Linked DNA regions of Homo sapiens: region 2 is linked to region 1. The links are chromatin loops, found by intact Hi-C in ENCODE. Cell type or tissue: ovary. All regions are shown on one strand. Links, peaks and the distances in the headings refer to the core of each region. The heading gives the core; the rest is flanking DNA.

The links. Hi-C counts contacts between places; a loop is a spot of excess contacts. Peaks named below come from ENCODE experiments on the same cell type or tissue, not always from the same donor. Only the 100,000 strongest peaks of a DNase experiment are listed, where the experiment ranks them.
Region 2: a loop joins it to region 1, with 1.9 times the contacts of the local background. A loop is called at or near these places in 19 of 110 quality-filtered maps.

The regions. Positions count from the first base shown.
Region 1 is chr1:181,006,122-181,014,453 of GRCh38, forward strand. The region is part of intron 1 of STX6 (syntaxin 6); the gene reads right to left. Among named protein-coding and RNA genes, the nearest start is that of STX6, 13 kb to the right of the region's middle. In ovary, for the core only: no CTCF peak of the experiment used is centred there; a DNase peak (open chromatin) is centred at 4,477.
Region 2 is chr1:180,922,410-180,930,741 of GRCh38, forward strand. KIAA1614 reads left to right here. Exons shown (of 9, transcript NM_020950.2): 4 at 6,021-6,164. Among named protein-coding and RNA genes, the nearest start is that of KIAA1614, 14 kb to the left of the region's middle. RefSeq lists an enhancer at 668-1,549. In ovary, for the core only: no CTCF peak of the experiment used is centred there; a DNase peak (open chromatin) is centred at 4,402; H3K4me3 peaks cover 501 bases; H3K27ac peaks cover 3,813 bases.

The sequences.
Region 1 (8,332 bases), core at 161-8,160:
GTGCGATCTTGGCTCACTGCAACCTCCACCTCCCGGGTTCAAGTGACTCTTCTGCCTTAGCCTCCCGAGTAGCTGGGATTACAGGTGCCCGCCACCACGCCTGGCTAATTTTTGTATTTTTAGTAGAGACGGGGTTTTGCCAGATTGGCCAGGCTGGTCTTGAACTCCTGATCTCAGGTGATCCACCTGCCTCAGCCTCCCAAAGTGCTAGGATTACAGGCATGAGCCACCACGCCCAGCCACATTAGTGTTTTTCTTGTTTAGAGAATGAGACTAGGCCATTAAGTGCTATGATCTAGCATGCCTTTAGATTAGATATAGTCACAAGATTTTAAGAACTTTTACCCCCACCATTGGGCCAATATCCACTATTTAAATGTTATAATCTAATACTATCACATATAAAAGCCAAAAAGGAGTCATTTTATAATCATATGGTCTCTCATGTTCAAAGATGATAATCCCACTGCTCCTGAACTATAAGAACTGTTTTGATCCTTCTATGATTTCTTCTGGAACAAAGACCACAAAAACGTGTTCTAGCTGATTAGGGTGTTTGTTGTCTATGGCTTTAAAACAGAATTCACACGCATCCTATACCCTCTGACGTTTCAAGTATTGGAAAAAAGAAAGCGCTAACAAAAATGAAAAAAAGCACCTTACAATATTTAGGTCTATGGCATACTGATGAGAGCTAAGAGGCGGAACGTTAAACAGAGAATACAGCTTCTAGGTGCAGGCTGAGTAAATAAGCAAACTATATGGACAACAAATCTACCAACGTCTATTCATCTAGTTTAAGGCTTAGGCAAGTCACCTCATTGTTCCTTTCATGTCAGCCTTTAGACTTTCAGTGCTAATGAGAAACCCTATTTAAGATAAAATGGGGAAGAATTAAGTGAGGTGAAAATCTACTTTCTTTACTCTTTATGGGATCTGGGTGATTTAGTGGAGAAAGAGCTATGTATCATTCCTTAATGCAAAGTAAGTCATCCTTTGGTATCCTTAGGGGATTGGTTCCAGGACCTCCACAGGATACCAAATCTGCAGATGCTGAAGTCCTTACATAAAGTGGCATAGTATTTGCATATAACCTACGCACATCCTCCTACATACTTTAAATCATCTCTAGATTATTTATAATACCTAATGTAATTTAAATGCTATGTAAATTGCTGTTATACTGTATTGTTTAGGGAACAAGAAAAAAAAGTCTGTACATGTTCAGTAGGGATGCAACCATTCTTTTTTTACTGAATACATTCAATCCTGAGTTGGCTGAATCCACAGATTTGGAACCCACAGAGATGGAGGGCTGATTGCATTGGTTTATTTGTAAGTACTGAGTATCATTTATGATAATGGAAGACAGAGTTGAAGAGGTTATCTGTAAAGACATCTTTTAAAGAATATAAAATATATCAATTCTGTAAAGTAAATATGAATTCCTTCTTGAGAACTAGAAGCCTCAAACCAAGAAGCCTTGGGCTAGGGCTTAGGTTTGTTCTCCACCACCAGTACACAATGATGATGCTGGAATTAAATTCTAAGTAGCAATCTATGAACTTTTTTGGTCTCAGGAGACTCCTTTGAACTCTTCAAAATTACTGAAGACCCCGAAGAGCTCAGAGTTATGTATACTATGTATCTAATCTATTTACTATATTAGGAATTCAAACAGACATTTTAAAAATATTTGTCAACTTTAAAATGTGAGCTTACATGTTAACAATGTTTTTATTTTAAAAATTCTAAAACAAAAAAAATGTAGTGAGAATGGCATTGTTTTGCATTTGTGCAAATCTCTTCAATAAATGTGGATTCTCATATCCACTTCTACCATCAGTCTGTGGACATACATTTTGGTAGAAGCATATGATGAGAATCCAGCCTCATACAGATACATACTTGGAAAAGGGAGGAGAATTTTAATAGTCTTTTCGGACAATTGTGGATGTACTTTTTTGATAGTATACCAAAACTTGACAACTGGCTGTTAAAGGTTAGCTGCAATGTGGATCCTAAAACTGTATTAAAGAACTTTTTAGATTTTCTTATTTTACAGTAATAATTTTCTTGTTTTTCTTAGCTTACCAAGTAAAATGGGAAGGAGTATCTCAGTCATTAGGGCGCTTTGTTTCCCTTATACTACGATCCATTGGTCAATCTTGTACAGGCTGAGATTCCGTTATCCAAAATGCTTGGGACCAGAAATGTTTGGGATTTTTTCAGATTTAGAATATTGGCATTGTACTTACCAGTTGAGCACCCCAATCTGAAAATCCAAAATCCAAAATGCCCCCAGTGAGCATTTCTTTTGAGCATCTTGTTGGTGCTTAAAAAGTTTTGGATTTTGGAACATTTCACATTTGAGATGCTCAACCTGTAATTTGGATCTTTTACTTTTGGATGATTTTATAACATCAAATAGTGGTCATTAGGAAAGTATTAGTCTACTGAGTATTGCAGAACCTCCAAATGCCAGCTCATTTCAATACACAGTATCCAAAATCATATTTGTTATTATCACCACCAGTTTCATCAGAAAAACTTAAGTGTTGGAAATCTGTAAGAGCATAGTAGTTGATATAAGCTTTCCAAAATTGTTTTTTTTTTTTTTTTTTTTTTAAACAAAAGGCTCTAATTTTATCACTGGTAAAAATACTGTCATTTATTTTCCATGAAGTGACAGGTTCACCTCACTCATTTGTGAGAAAATATCTCGAGAATTTTTTAGATAAATTTGAGATTTGAGAAAGCCTGCAAGTCTGAGAAACCAGTTTGTCATTCTCTCCAGTAAAAATGAGATTTTGCTCGGGGCGGGGGGAAAACAGCTATTTCAACTCACAACTCAATCACATAAGTGCTTTTCCTAGAGACAACCATTTTATTTAACAATACATCACAAAAATGCTTCACGCAAACTTCCATTTTGCCAGTGGAATATTAAAATATATACTAAGGGAGAAGATATTTACAAATTATATATCTGATTAATGACATATCCAGAATATATATTTTTTTAAACTCTCAAAACTTAATAAGAAAAACCCAATTAAACAAAGCCAGCTGCAGTGGCTCATGCCTGTAATCACAGCATGTTGGGAGGCCAAGGCAGGTGGATCACTTGAGGTCAGGAGTTCAAGACCAGCCTGACCAACATGGTAAAACCCCATCTCTACTAAAAATACAAAAAAATTAGCCGGGCATGGTGGTGGGTGCCTGTAATCCCAGCTACTCAGGAGGCTGAGGCAGCAGAATCACTTGATCCTGGGAGGCAGAGGTTGCAGTGAACCGAGATCGTGCCATTGCACTCCAATCTGGGTGACAGAGCAAGACTGTTGTTTCCAAAAAAAAAAAAAAAAAAGCAAAAGATTTGACCAGTCACTTCACCAAAGACATACATATGACAAATAGCACAGGAAAAGATGCCCAATATCATTAATGACATGCAAATTAAATCTTCAATTACATACTACTACATATTTAGAATGGATTAAAATGAAAACAAAATGACAATGCAACATGCTGGAAAGGTGGTGGGGTAACTGGAATTCTCATACCTTACTGGTGGAAAGCACAATAGTACAGCCATTTGGAAGAGAGTTTGGTTGTTTCTTGAACATATATTTACCATACCCCAAAGTCCCACTCCTAAGTGAAATGAAAACTTATGTTCACACAGCCAAAAATTGTAAACAACCCACATGTCCTTCAACTAATGAGTGGATAAACTGTAGTATATATGTATAACAGAATACTATTCAGCAATAAAAAGGAACAAACTACAGCTACATACAACAACATAGATGAATCTCAAATGCATTAGGCTAAGTGAAAAAAGCTAGATTCAGAAGGCCACGTACTATACGATTTCACTGACATAACATTCCGGAAAAGGCAAAATTATAAGAACAGAAAACAGTTCAGTGTTTGCCAGGTGCTCGACATGGGGGAAGGACCAGAAGGCATACAGAGAAACGTTTTGGGGTGATGGATCTGTGCTATATCCTGCTTGTGGAAGTGATGATTACACAACTATATGAATTAGTCAATTTCACAGAAGTGTACACCAAAAAGGTTGCTTTTTATTGTAGGTAAATTATAACTTTAAAAAAATGAGAAAAATTATACTTGAGGGTCAAGATTTTATAAAATTATTAATTTTTACTGTTTCATGAAGAATATTCTTTTTTTTGAGACAGAATCTCACTCTGTCACCCAGACTGGAGTGCAGTGGTGCCATTTCAGCTCACTGCAACCTCCACCTCCCGGGTTCAATCGATTCTCCTGCCTCAGCCTCCCGAGTAGCTGATATTATGGGTATGCGCCACCACACTCAGCTAATTTTCATATTTTTAGTAGAAACAGAGTTTCACTATGTTGGCCAGGCTGGTCTCAAACTCCTGACCTCAAGTGATCCAACCGGCTCAGCCTCCTAATGTGCTAGGATTACAGGTGTGAGCCTCCGCGCCCGGCCTCATGAAGAATATTCTTAGGGGAATATGACTCTTTTTTTTCTTTTTTTTTACTGTTAGTACAAGCTGATGAGGAATACCACAGAAAGCATGGCACGACACCACTGCCTTGATTTTTGGTAAGGCACCAGGAGTTTTAGCCACCACAGCTTTTTTTGGCACCATCAGTGCAAATGTCAACATGGTGAAAAAGGCAGATAATATCTGAATATTATCATGAAAAGAGTTTTGAGCTAGTGGATCTTTCTGTGAAAGGATCTTGGGGATCCCTTGTGATTTACAGGCCATGCTTTCAGAACTACAATGTCTTAAGACACTGTTAGACTGAAGTTGAGGAGTGTGCATGGGTGGATTCTAGTAGCACTGAGTGTGAAGCCAAGGAATCCTTAAGTATGCAAGAAGCAAAGCATGTCCTGAGGAAAAAAATGAAAGAAATGGCAGGAATTAGAAAAATGCTACAAAGCAGTTGCAGAATAAAGCTCAGCACCCTACAGGCCTGACCAGCAACTTGGCTTATTCCATTCTAAAGCTCTTATTTTTAAAAAGAGGATTCATGTTTAGTTTTCATTTAGTAACACAGACATAAGAAAGGTAAACTAGTCGTTATTTTACATTTTTAAGATGGATGTTTTAAGGGATCACAAAGGTGGAAACTGCCAGCAATGGCTCAGATCTTGAAAGACAGCCAGAATCTGCAGTGTATCAGGGAATCCCATCTCAATAGCAAGCAAAGAGGTCTCTCTAAGTGGAAAACCTCCCAACTGTTCTTCCAATATCATTTCAGTGTTAGCCTGAAAAAGAAGGCATGAACTGGAAGCAGAAAACAATGTTGGTCACAAGTCTTATTTGGAAGCCAACTATTAATGGTAACCAGAATTTTCTAAAGCATGTGGGATTTCTAACAGCTTCAAGAGCCACAAGACACACCTAATAATGTACAAATCTAACCAGGGAGACAACCCTCTCAATCCAGAACCACTTGTAAGTACTTGCAACTAAAAACTGAAGATTACTTGGCATTCCAAGTAAGTCAATTCATAAAACAGTAACATATAATCATGTCACCTATTTGAGATTTGTGAGGGTTTTTATAAGAGAAGTGCCCATCTACTTGATTTCACATTTCTTTCTCAGGAAAGGCAAGGGAGTTGTTTCAGTATCAGTTGGCTAGTGAGGCATGACCCACAAATGTCTACCCACCACTGTTGTCCGTTCTACACAACTAGCCCGTGTGAGCACTTCACTTTGGGAGGAGCACTTCACTTTGAGGAGCACTTCCCGTTGAGTGAGCAGATACAACTGCTGACTGCTCAGGCAACAGAGATCCATTTTTGTCTGTCTCCAGAAAGGTGACAATCACAGATAGTGCTTCTTTATCCCTTATCTTTATGTCTGATTTAGCTATTTTTTTCCTCAACTATGTAATCAGAAAAATTAAAGTTTGATACCCAGAACTTTCCATGAGAGAGTATATACCATGAAGCAGTATATACCTTGAAGCAGGTATACCTTGAATTGTCAGAGTTCTTCAGCTTAGCAAACTTCTTGGTAAATAACAATCTGCTCACCCACAGCTTGGAGAATCACATCTGGCAGCATTTCACTGAAAACTTGCTGATGACTTTCCTAGGAATTATAGTTTTAGCTGCTGACCCAGAGAAGCCTTTTTCAAATCCTTGAAAGAGAAAGACGGCTATCTCCACACATCAAGCAAATCTTGCGCTATCCGTCACACATGCTGCCCAAATCAGTTTCATCTGATACAGGTAGCATTTCGTAGATACCAAGAGCCAGTGTTGGCAATTCTAGGGATGTGGCTTTTCCTCCCTGCTGTCTACAAAACAGCCCATCAAAATCATGGAACCTGTCATCTTCTCAAGGATTAAACTCCCTACAGACACCAGAATGAAGGCTCTTCATGGCAAGTCACCACAATGCCCACAGGACCACTTGCAATGCAGAACTTTCCCAGTAAGTAGCTGTCAAAAATGGAAACACTGCCCACATCTTTGAAGAATGCATCTTTTGGGAAAAACAAAATAAAGTCATCTGAGCATTCAGATTCTTCCATTCTTTTTTTTTTTTTTTTTTTGAGATGGAATTTCACTCTTGTTGCCCTGGCTGGAGTACAATGGCACAATCTCAGCTCACCACAACCTCCGCCTCCCAGGTTCAAGCAATTACCCCGCTTCAGCCTCCTGAGTAGCTGGGATTACAGGCATGCACCACCACGCCCGGCTAATTTTGTATTTTTAGTAGAGACGGGGTTTCTCCATGTTGGTCAGGCTGGTCTCAAACTCCTGACTTCAGGTGATCCACCCACATTGACCTCCCAAAGTATTGGTATTACAGGCATGAGCCACCGCGCCCAGCCAATTCTTCCATTCTTCATAAATAAAAAGTTGATTCTGGCAAACCAACCTCATTTATTTTTGAAGTTAGCCCAACATTGATCCCTCGTCAGATAGTTGAGCCTCTTCCATACAACCTCCCAATATGGTACATCACCAAACTAGCCTCTGGGGCCACAAGTAATACATTCAGTCCAAATACAGTCCAAAAAAAAAAAAAATCACAAAGTTTTCTTACTTGCATCTAACCAAGTTTGCCAAGTAAAATGAGAAGAAAGAGTATCTCAGCCATTAGGGAGCTTTGTTCCCCAGTATTTGTCATTCAGTTGTACCAACAAATTGCGTAAGTGTAGCCACAACCCCCATCATCCTTTTTCCTGTTGTGGTTGAGACAGGGTCTCACTGTCAACCAGGCTGGAGTGCAGTGGTGCAATCACAGCTCACTGTAATCTCGAATTCCTGGGTTCAAAGGATTCTTCCGTCTCAGCCTCCCAAGTTGCTAGGACTACAGGTGCACACTACCACGCCAAGCTAATTTTTTTTATTTATTGTAGAAACAGGGTCTCGCTGTTGCCCAGGCTGATCTCAAACTCCTGGCCTCAAGTGATCCTCCTGCCTTGGCCTCCCCCTTCATCGTTTTGATTTATCCTTTCTTCTTTGCCCATGCTGGCAGACTCTGAATTGGCATGTTCTAGTTATCGTGGTTGTTTAACAATGACCCCAAAATTTAGTGGTGTAAAACAACCATTTATCATGTCATGGAGTCTGTAGATCAGGAATCAGACACAGCAGAGCTGACTTGTCCCTGTTCCACAATGTCTGGGACCTCAGCTGAAAATATTAAACAGGCTGGGGCTGTAAAGGCATCACATCTCTCTATCTCTCCACAGTCTGCACACATGCTCTAACAGAGTGGCTTCAATGTAACTGGACTTGTTACATGTTAGCTCAGGGTAGCCTATACTTGTGTTCCAAGATGAAAGATGCAGATGGAAGGTATAGTGGTTGTCTTTTATGACTTAAGCTTCAGGAGTCAAGCAGCGTCACTTCTGCTTCAATCTGCTAGTCAAAGCAGTTTATAAAGGTCTGCCCAGGTTCAAAGGAAGGGAATACAAACTCCAGTTTGATAAAAGAATGCCAGCTTCACAATTTAATAAAAACAAACAGCCGGGCGTGGTGGCTCACGCCTGTAATCCCAGCACTTTGGGAAGCCGAGGTGGGTGGATCACCAGGTCAGGAGTTCGAGACCAGCCTGGCCAATACAGTCAAACCGTCTCTACTAAAAATACAAAAATTAGCCGGGTGTGGTGGCATGCACCTGTAAACCCAGCTACTCAGAAGGCTGAGGCAGAAGAATCGCTTGAACCCAGGAGGCGAAGGTTGCAGTAAGCCGAGATTGCACCACTGCACTCCAGCTTGGGAGACAGAGCAAGACTCCATCTCAAAAAAAAAAAAGAAAAAAAAAGAAAGAAAAGCAACACAGGACAGAACATTTATTGGTGC
Region 2 (8,332 bases), core at 184-8,183, 84 kb before region 1:
CCAAAACACTTCACACAGGCGAGGGGAAGGGGAGGGCGGGTCCCGATCTTCAGGCCCCTGCTGGGATTCCTTGGGGGGTAAAAACTCCCTCCCCTCAAGCAGTTTCTAGACTCTAAGTTAAAGACAGGCAGCCCTAAAGAATTTCAGGGGCTTGGCCTGTGGTTCAAGTGGTCAGGCCCTCAGCTGTGAGAAAAATCTCAGGCTTTTAAAGCTTAATATGTTAATTAGCATTTTTGGAAACTGAGATAGGAAAAAACCAAAATGTTTTTCCTACTTTCACACACTCAACACAGCACAGAGCACTTCACCTCAAGCCACCAGAGCGTGTGCAGATGTTTCCCACCCGCCAAGCAATTCTCTGGCAGACCCCAGCTGGCTGCCCTGTGATTCCACTCAGTTCTGACACTGTCTACCTGCAGATAGGATCGGGCCCCACAGGTTGAGGGCTCAGTTCCACAAGACTGCGCCCACTTCAGATGCCAATTGCAAGTCCCAGGTTGTGACCTGCACTTCGGACCAACCAGCTATAAATCGGGGTTCCCACTGTTCCTTCCTTGGGTTTAATTTTATAGGACGGCTCACAGAACGCAAGGAAACACTTTACTTGCATTTACCCATTTCTTATGAAGAATGTTATAAAAGACACGAACAGCCATGTGAGGAGAGGCATGGGGCAAGGTATGGGAGATGGGGCACCACCCCCCAGAAACCTTCACAAGCCCAGCTGTCCTGAAGCTGTCCTGCCAGTCCTTTGGGTGTTTGTGGAGGCCTCATTATGTAGGCATGATTGATTACATCATTGGCCACTGCGAGTCAGCTCAAACTTCAGCCCCTCTCCCCTGACGGAGGTTAGGAGGTGGGGCTTAATGTTCCAACCCTCAAAATGATTGGTGTTTCTGGTGACCAGCCCACATCCTGAAGCTATCTAGGGACTCTCAGCCACCAGCCGTCTCATTACCATACAAAAGACACTCTGCTCATTCCTGAGATTCCAAGGGTTTAGGAGCTGTGTGCCAGGTGCCAGGAGTGGGGACCAAATCCGTATTTATTAGATCACAGAAGCACAGAGCTCCCCTGCGAGCTGGCCACTGGGTGTGATCCAGTGCAATTTCACATGGAACTGGCCACTTTTGCTCTTATTGTGCCCTGCACCGGCTGCAGCCATAGCTGGCACTGGTGTATCTCCTCCCTGAGCTCCTGGGGCAAGAACTGTGCTGTTCTTGTCTCCGGGCCCCAGTGCCTGCAAGTGTGTGCAGGGAAAGGCTCTCAGAAATGTCTGGCAGAGGCACGTCGTAAAGAGTGTGAGTAAGGGCTCAGCAAGGAGGCATGGGGAGTCCCGGCTGAGTGCGGGAGAAGAGACACTCCCACCATCCCAGCACCACCCCAGCATGCCCAGGGCTGTAGAGGTGGCTGAGAACACCCCAGGGCACGGGTGTAACCAAGAACGGAAGAATGCCTGAGCCCCTGCCTGTCCTTACCAACCCCCAGCTCCCATCCTGCCCCACTGATATACACGCACAAAGGAAAGCCCCCTTACCACTCCCAGCCCCACCGAGACTAAAGCAAAAGAAAAAATTAAATGTAACCACTCAACAGTGTTTTAGGATACTTAACACGCTCCCAGTGTCTCACCCTGGGTGGAGAAGGAAGCCCTATCACAAACCCAGTGCCACCTGGATCCTCCAGATACCCTGTCCCATGCTGCGTCATTGCCATGCCCATATACACACCACACATGAAAATCTCATGATGGTCCCAATCTTTACCAATCAAGGAGCTTGAGAAAGTCAATTTACCCAAGGCAATTCATCTGGTGGGAGCCAGTCTGAAATTCTAGGAAAGGAAGCCCTCTCCTCTGCCTGCCAGAGTTGAACAGGCCACTGGTCCCCCATCGGAGGGCATCTCGGACACCTGCCTCCTCTGTGGCCACCCAGGTCCCACACCTGAGGCCAAGAGGTTCTCACCAAAGGGGCAGCCCAAAGCCTCCTTCTGGGGCTCAGCAGGGAATCTGTTCATCTTCAGGAAGGCAGGGGCAGGGTGGCTCTGCTCTCCTCAGAAGTCAGCATCTTAGGCGTGCACTGCAGGCCTCCACACAGATCCTTTTGAAGGTGTTGAAGGAGGTGGGTTCTCCCAGCTGCCATTCCTAAGGACTCCCACTCCTCCTTCTCCATTGACAGGAGGGCCTATTGACTGTCTGGGAGTCAGCTTTCCTCCATGACCAATTGGCCACCTCCTGTTTTCTATCCTATGGAAGCCACCTTTTCTATGGAGCCCTGTCAAGGGCTTTTCAAAGTCCAGAGCAAAGCCACCAGGTCCCCTCCAGCTACAAGATGGTGTTTGTCATTTCAAACATGCCTTCCCCTTGCTGACGACAAAGTGATCTCATCACAGGTGACTTTAGTACATATTCGGGGATTCCATCCTTTGCTTAGTAAGGGGGTGAGAGTAATTTAACAAAACAATGGTGCTAATGATAAAATAATAATAATAATAATAATAAATGCTAACATTTGTGGACTCTTACCAAGTGCCCAGCTCTGTGCTAATCTCTTTTAAAGGAGTCACTCTCACTTATCTTAACAACTGAGCCCTTATTTAGCAGATAGGGAAACTGAGGCTCAACTCCTAAGTAACCTGCCAGGGTGACACAGCTAGGAAGTGGCTGTCCAGGGATTAGAACCCCAGGCAGGCTGCCCCCAAGCCACACACTTCCCCGCCACTCTAGGCTGTGTCCTGTCCATGTCCTGCAGACCTGGGAAGAAGGGACCTGTGCAAGCAAGCATGACAGTCTGAGACTAGGTCCCTGCCCTCATGGAGCACATGACCCAGAATCAGTTCCAGGTGCACCTTTTCCACTTCCCCTCATTCAGAAAATTGCACACAGAATCACAGTAGGAGAGCTCTATCCGTGGTCATCAGAAAGCTTTCAAATACGCAAACATGGAACAAATGCTAAGCAGAAAAGTTTCTCTATGTTCTGTACACTCCATATTCTCCCTCTACTGGGTGCATCCTGGAATCTGGGAAGCGGCAGATCCCTCTACATTCCCAGTTATTTCCCCATCCATGTACCTGAGTTGAAAGGGTTAAACACAGACTCGCTGAGCTTATTATTTTAATCCAGGATTATGATGGCTGCAGAAGAAGGCCACTCTGTCCCCTTGACCTCCTTGGCTAGGAGAGCAATGGTGGTTCTCCTGCCCCAGCTGGCTGGAGGGAGAGCAAAGCCTTAGCTAAGCCTGTCCCTCCACCAGGAAACTGGCCGAGACGGGAGTGCCCAGAGCAGGAGGGGACCACACGCTGCCCTTTGTCCTTGTGAACCAGTCGAGGACACAGGTGGCTGGAGGGGTGGGGGAAGGGCCAGCATACTCTAGTGGAACTCTAGTTTTCCCCAACAATGAGCTCTTTATAGGCTCTGCCACTCGGTCAGGGCCAAACATCTGTGGTGGGAACTCCCCCAAGGGGGGACCTCGAAATCCCACACCCCACCTTATGGCATATCAGACTATGTGGCCAAAGATCTGGGCTCACAGGGTAGCACTGTGAGTCCTCTCCCCTCTCCAGCCCCCACTGCTTGCAGATGGGGAAACTGAGGCCCAGGGAGGAAAAGCACTCAGCCACTTTATTCCTATGCTCCACCCTCTGAGCTAATGAGCTCCAGAAGTGCAGACTTTCAAGACAGTGGCAAAAAGCCGTCTCTTCTTAGGCAGGAATTGCCTCTGCCTGGCCATGGCACTGACCACCCCAACCCTTCTAGGAATTTTCCAGAGCAACTCTGGGAGCTGGGAGGTGGGCAGTGAGATGGGACAGACTCAGCACCCACCCCATTTTGCCTGCTTGTTCCCTGCCTCAGAGAAAGACCACCTTCCCTCCACAGGGCTGGTCAGGCCCTCGCTTCACCAGGGTGCACGTTGACCTTGGCTGCAGTCTGTGAAGGTGACTGCCACTCCTCCATGCTCAGTGTGGTACTGCATGGATGCCTCTAGGCGCCTAAAAAGCCCTGCTTTTCTAATCAGTGGAGAACCAGCTTTGTCTGCCAGGAACTGAAGCAAGACAGCTGATGAGAAAAAAAAAAAAAAAAAAAAAGTAACAGCTCCAAGAGGAGGGAGCAGAAAGGAAATAGCAAAGCTGGAAAATGGCTTTAAAACCTGGGGGCAAGGCTGATCCTGGCAGCATCTGGCCAGTTGCCTGGGGGCCCTCCTGCCTGCCCACCAGGTCTTGTGACAAATGCCCTCTGACAGCCGTGGAACCACAGCTGTCACCGGAAGGCTCCGAGTGTGCGGGCTGGCAGCCAGAGGCCCACGGCTGCAGGGGCGCCTCTCCGGGCTGGTAACCTCATTATCTCTGCTGTCAGGGCAGGAGCCCCAGGGAGCACAGCTGCTCTCAGCCGCCTTGGAGGAGCTGTCTGCTGGGGAAGCTGTGCAGAGGGAGGCCTCTCCTGCCAAAGGAGGCTTCACGGGGCAGCGGGCCTGGAGATTCGCTTTCCCATCACTCCAGTAAAGCCCTCCTTGTTCCAAAGCCATGCCTGGGCCCTGCCAGGGTTCACAGGCACAGATGGTGCCTTTCTTCTAGCAGTCTCCTCCTGCTCCCCAGCAGCCCCAAAACAGGGTTGGATGCAAATAGTGAGAAGAAAAAGAAAAGGAAACAAGAAAAGAAATCATAGTCTGCCCAGAGTTTGTCCAAGGATGTCCAAGGAAGCCTTCCTTGGAGGCCTCAGAGCTGTGCCATTTCCACTCACATCTCTGTCACCCAGGAAACTGCCTGGTCCCTTCCCCCAGTCAGGACCATGGTGAGGGGCTGCAGGTCTGAGATCAGGACCTGCTGGAGCCCTGTGGACCCTCACTGTTGAGGACAGCCCAGCATATGTGACGGCGAGGACAGGGGCAGCCAGTGGGGATGATGAAGTTACCCCAAAGAGCGCATCTGCCCCCAGCCACAAACATCCTCTGCCTGCCCTGAGACCCAAGGCAGGAGAGGACAGAGGGTGCGGAACGATGCTGGAGACAGTGGGCTGGCTGTCGTGTGCTCTGCTCCGCTTGCAATTGACGTTCGACCTTGAACAATGTGCCAGCGTTCTTCTCTGCTCTGGACACCCTCATCTGTCAAGTGGAGAGAACACCTGCCCTCGGCCAGCCTGGCTGGGGAGAGCAAGCTCCGTGGAGAACAACGTCTTGTCAGTGGGAGATTGTGGGTTGCTGTTATAGCTGTAACCCAGCGCGGGCTGTATGTCACTGGCTGAGAGACAGCTTTGAAAACGGACTGCTGTCATTTTCTGCCACTCTGGACTGGCCAGGGAGGCAGCACATCTGGTAGGGGGTGGGGGCTGGTGGAGGACCCTTATTATTATGAAAGTCGAACCACTTGCTGGCTTGGTTTGGGTCCAGCTTAATTTCTCTCAGCCCTGAGCCTGTGAGCCCTGAGCTGGTGCCTGATGGTTTTGGATTGGGACTAAGGCAAGAAAACACCAGGATTTATAAAAATGCCATTCCCCCAAAGGGCCCAATCTATGCTGGACAGAGCCCTGATTCTTTGCATCTGCAGTGGGTACTAGTGTGGTGCTGTGTGTGGGTGCAGAGAGACAGAAGGAGAGAGAGGTGATGCGTGGAGAGACCATCTGTCTGGGCACAGGCCCAGCCCAACAACCCCGGGCCCTTTCTCCCTCCTCCTCCCAGATAGCTCCTGCTGTCTGCCTGGGGAAGGAACAATAGAATAATCTGGAGACTCTCCTACCCTTTCTAGATCCTCTTGAGGTCTCTGCCTCCAGTGCCTGAGCAGATGTCCAAGGCCGGGCCAGCTCCCCAGCCCCCATCCAGAGCCACGCAGGGCCATTTCCCAGCCCCAGGCCCCAGGCCCCAGGCCCCCAGGCTGGGTTCCCTGTGCGTGGGTGCTAGAGGAGGAAGGCTGCACATGCAGGGCTTTTTCTGGCACAGCCAGTGCTTGACACTGCTAAAGCCCTCCTAATCTGCGTTATTTTCCTCTAATCCCTCCCCCACCACCCTGGCCTGTGTGCCACGCTGCAGGACCGTTGGTCCCAACCCGGAGCCTGTGCTGAGCCCCAGGCATGAGGAAGCCACGCATCTGCTGCAGCGTGCCCGCATGAAGGCCAGGACCCGGCCCCTCCGTGCCAGCCATGACATCGTGCCCACCATTACCCAGGGCAGCCGGTGAGTGGGACCTGGGCCAGGCTAGCCTGGGAGGGCCATAGCAGGGAAGAGTCAGCAGTGGGAAGAAGTGGGATCTAGCCAAATGCTGCTGCTGCTCGCTCCATGTGTGTGTGTGTCTGTGTGTTTTCCATATAAGGCTCTTGCTTTGATTATTTAGTCAGTCAACACACCTTTCCTGAGGGCCTACAGTCAGGCACTGAGATACAAAGATGAATGAAACATGATCTGGATCCCTGGGGGGATGGAGGTCACAGTCTCCAGGGAGAGAAGCAAACAGATATTCAATTATGTGGACTGTGGTGTGAGAGAGGAAAAGTGTGTGTGCTGAACTGGAAACTGTTAACTCCACCTGGAAAGGACAGGTGAGGCTCTTGAGAGAAGGTGACTTCTTAGCTGAGGCTTGACGGAAGTATAGATATGCACTGGCAAGCAGTGCAAGATAGGCACTGGCAAGCAGGCTTAGTGAGGCGACAGAGGAGCGCAACACCTACAGCCAGACCATGCGGGCTTGACTTCTGGTTCTGGCACTTAGCTGGGTGCCTCTGCAGAAGTCTGTGTGCCTCAGTTTCCTCACCCACAAAATGGGAACTGTAACAGTGCCTGTCTTACAGGGTTGCTGTGGAGCTATGTGAGCTAATACGTGTCAAGTTTAGAACAGCGCCCGCCATGCAGTGAGTGCTGCAGGACTGTGAGCTCTAATGACTCCTTATTTTGTTGCAGGGGTGTGGGAGGTGTGAGAAGGGAGGCATCTGGAATGAGCCCAGGGTTCTGACTCGGTGTCTGTGTGTTTGGTGGGGCCTCAGCCGAGGGGTGAGGCCTCAGTGCAGGGTCAGGCATTGGAGGGGGAGGTGGTCCCAGAACATCCACTGGAAATGCCCACCAGGCAGTTGGATACAGGATCTTTAGAGGAGGAGAGATCAGAACTGAAGATTTGGATGTCATCCCTGATTTCATAATGCTACAGCCGTGGTAAGGTAGGAAAACAACAAGGTCAAGGACATTCAGACCAGCACATCACACACATGACTGCCCCCTGAGCAACACACTGCATCCCCATCTTCCTGCCTGTTCCGCCGATGGTGCACTTTGAAGAATCACTTACATGTGGACTTCACCACCACACAGAGCTGTCTTCCAGTCATGCACCTGGGCCTGAGATGAGGCCACCAGGCTATGCCAGGTCTCACCAGGCCCAAGCAAGACCACTTCTGCAGCTAGCAAAGCCTGTGGCTTCACTGGCATGGTGGGCCTGCTGCATCAGCCTGTTTGAATCACCACGTGGCAGTGGAGGGAGCAGGGGTTCTTAGGGAACAGGGATCTTGGTGGAACTGGACCACATGCTCTTTGATGGAGGGTGCCGAACTGCTCATTAAAGGCTAAGGACCTTCATGGAACCACTGAGACGACTCCTTCATGAGCAGAGGTCATTGTGACCCTTAGGAGAGGGGCTCAGAAGACCATAAATCCTGGCAAGGGGTGCCAAACAGACTGCCCTTGTATTTCCACATTTTGGGCCTTGCCTCTCTCTCTAGATGGAGGGCACTTGTTAGGAATGGGCATGGTGGGCTGGGCACCGTGGCTCACGCCTGTAATCCCACCACTTTGGGAGGCTGAGGCGGGCGGATAATGAGGTCAGGAGATCAAGACCATCCTGGCTAACATGGTGAAACCCCGTCTCTACTAAAGATACAAAAAATTAGCTGGGCGTGGTGGCGGGCACCTGTAGTCCCAGCTACTTGGGAGGCTGAGGCAGGAGAATCACTTGAACCCGGGAGGCGGAGGTTGCAGCGAGCCGAGATCACACCACTGCACTCCAGCCTGGGCGACAGAGCAAAACTCCATCTCAAAAAAAAAAGGAATGGGCATGACTTCTTCAGGGCATCCTAACTATTCTTCTTCACGTATATAAATATATGGTGAGAAATCTTAGACTTCCAAGCAACTCTCCTGTTCTACTTTGTAGAGGCATTTAGGTTAGGTCGGATAGCCTCAAAATAGTCAAGACTATCTGCAAAACAGATTGCATTGTGTAAAGGTCCTCTTGGACACTTCTTCCTCATGTCACTCTAGCAGCTCACAACAACCCCAATCACTAACTTTAACGTAGGCTCCCTTTTGCAGGCTGTCTCCAGGCCATAGAAATGCTATAGAATTGCAAGGTGACCCAC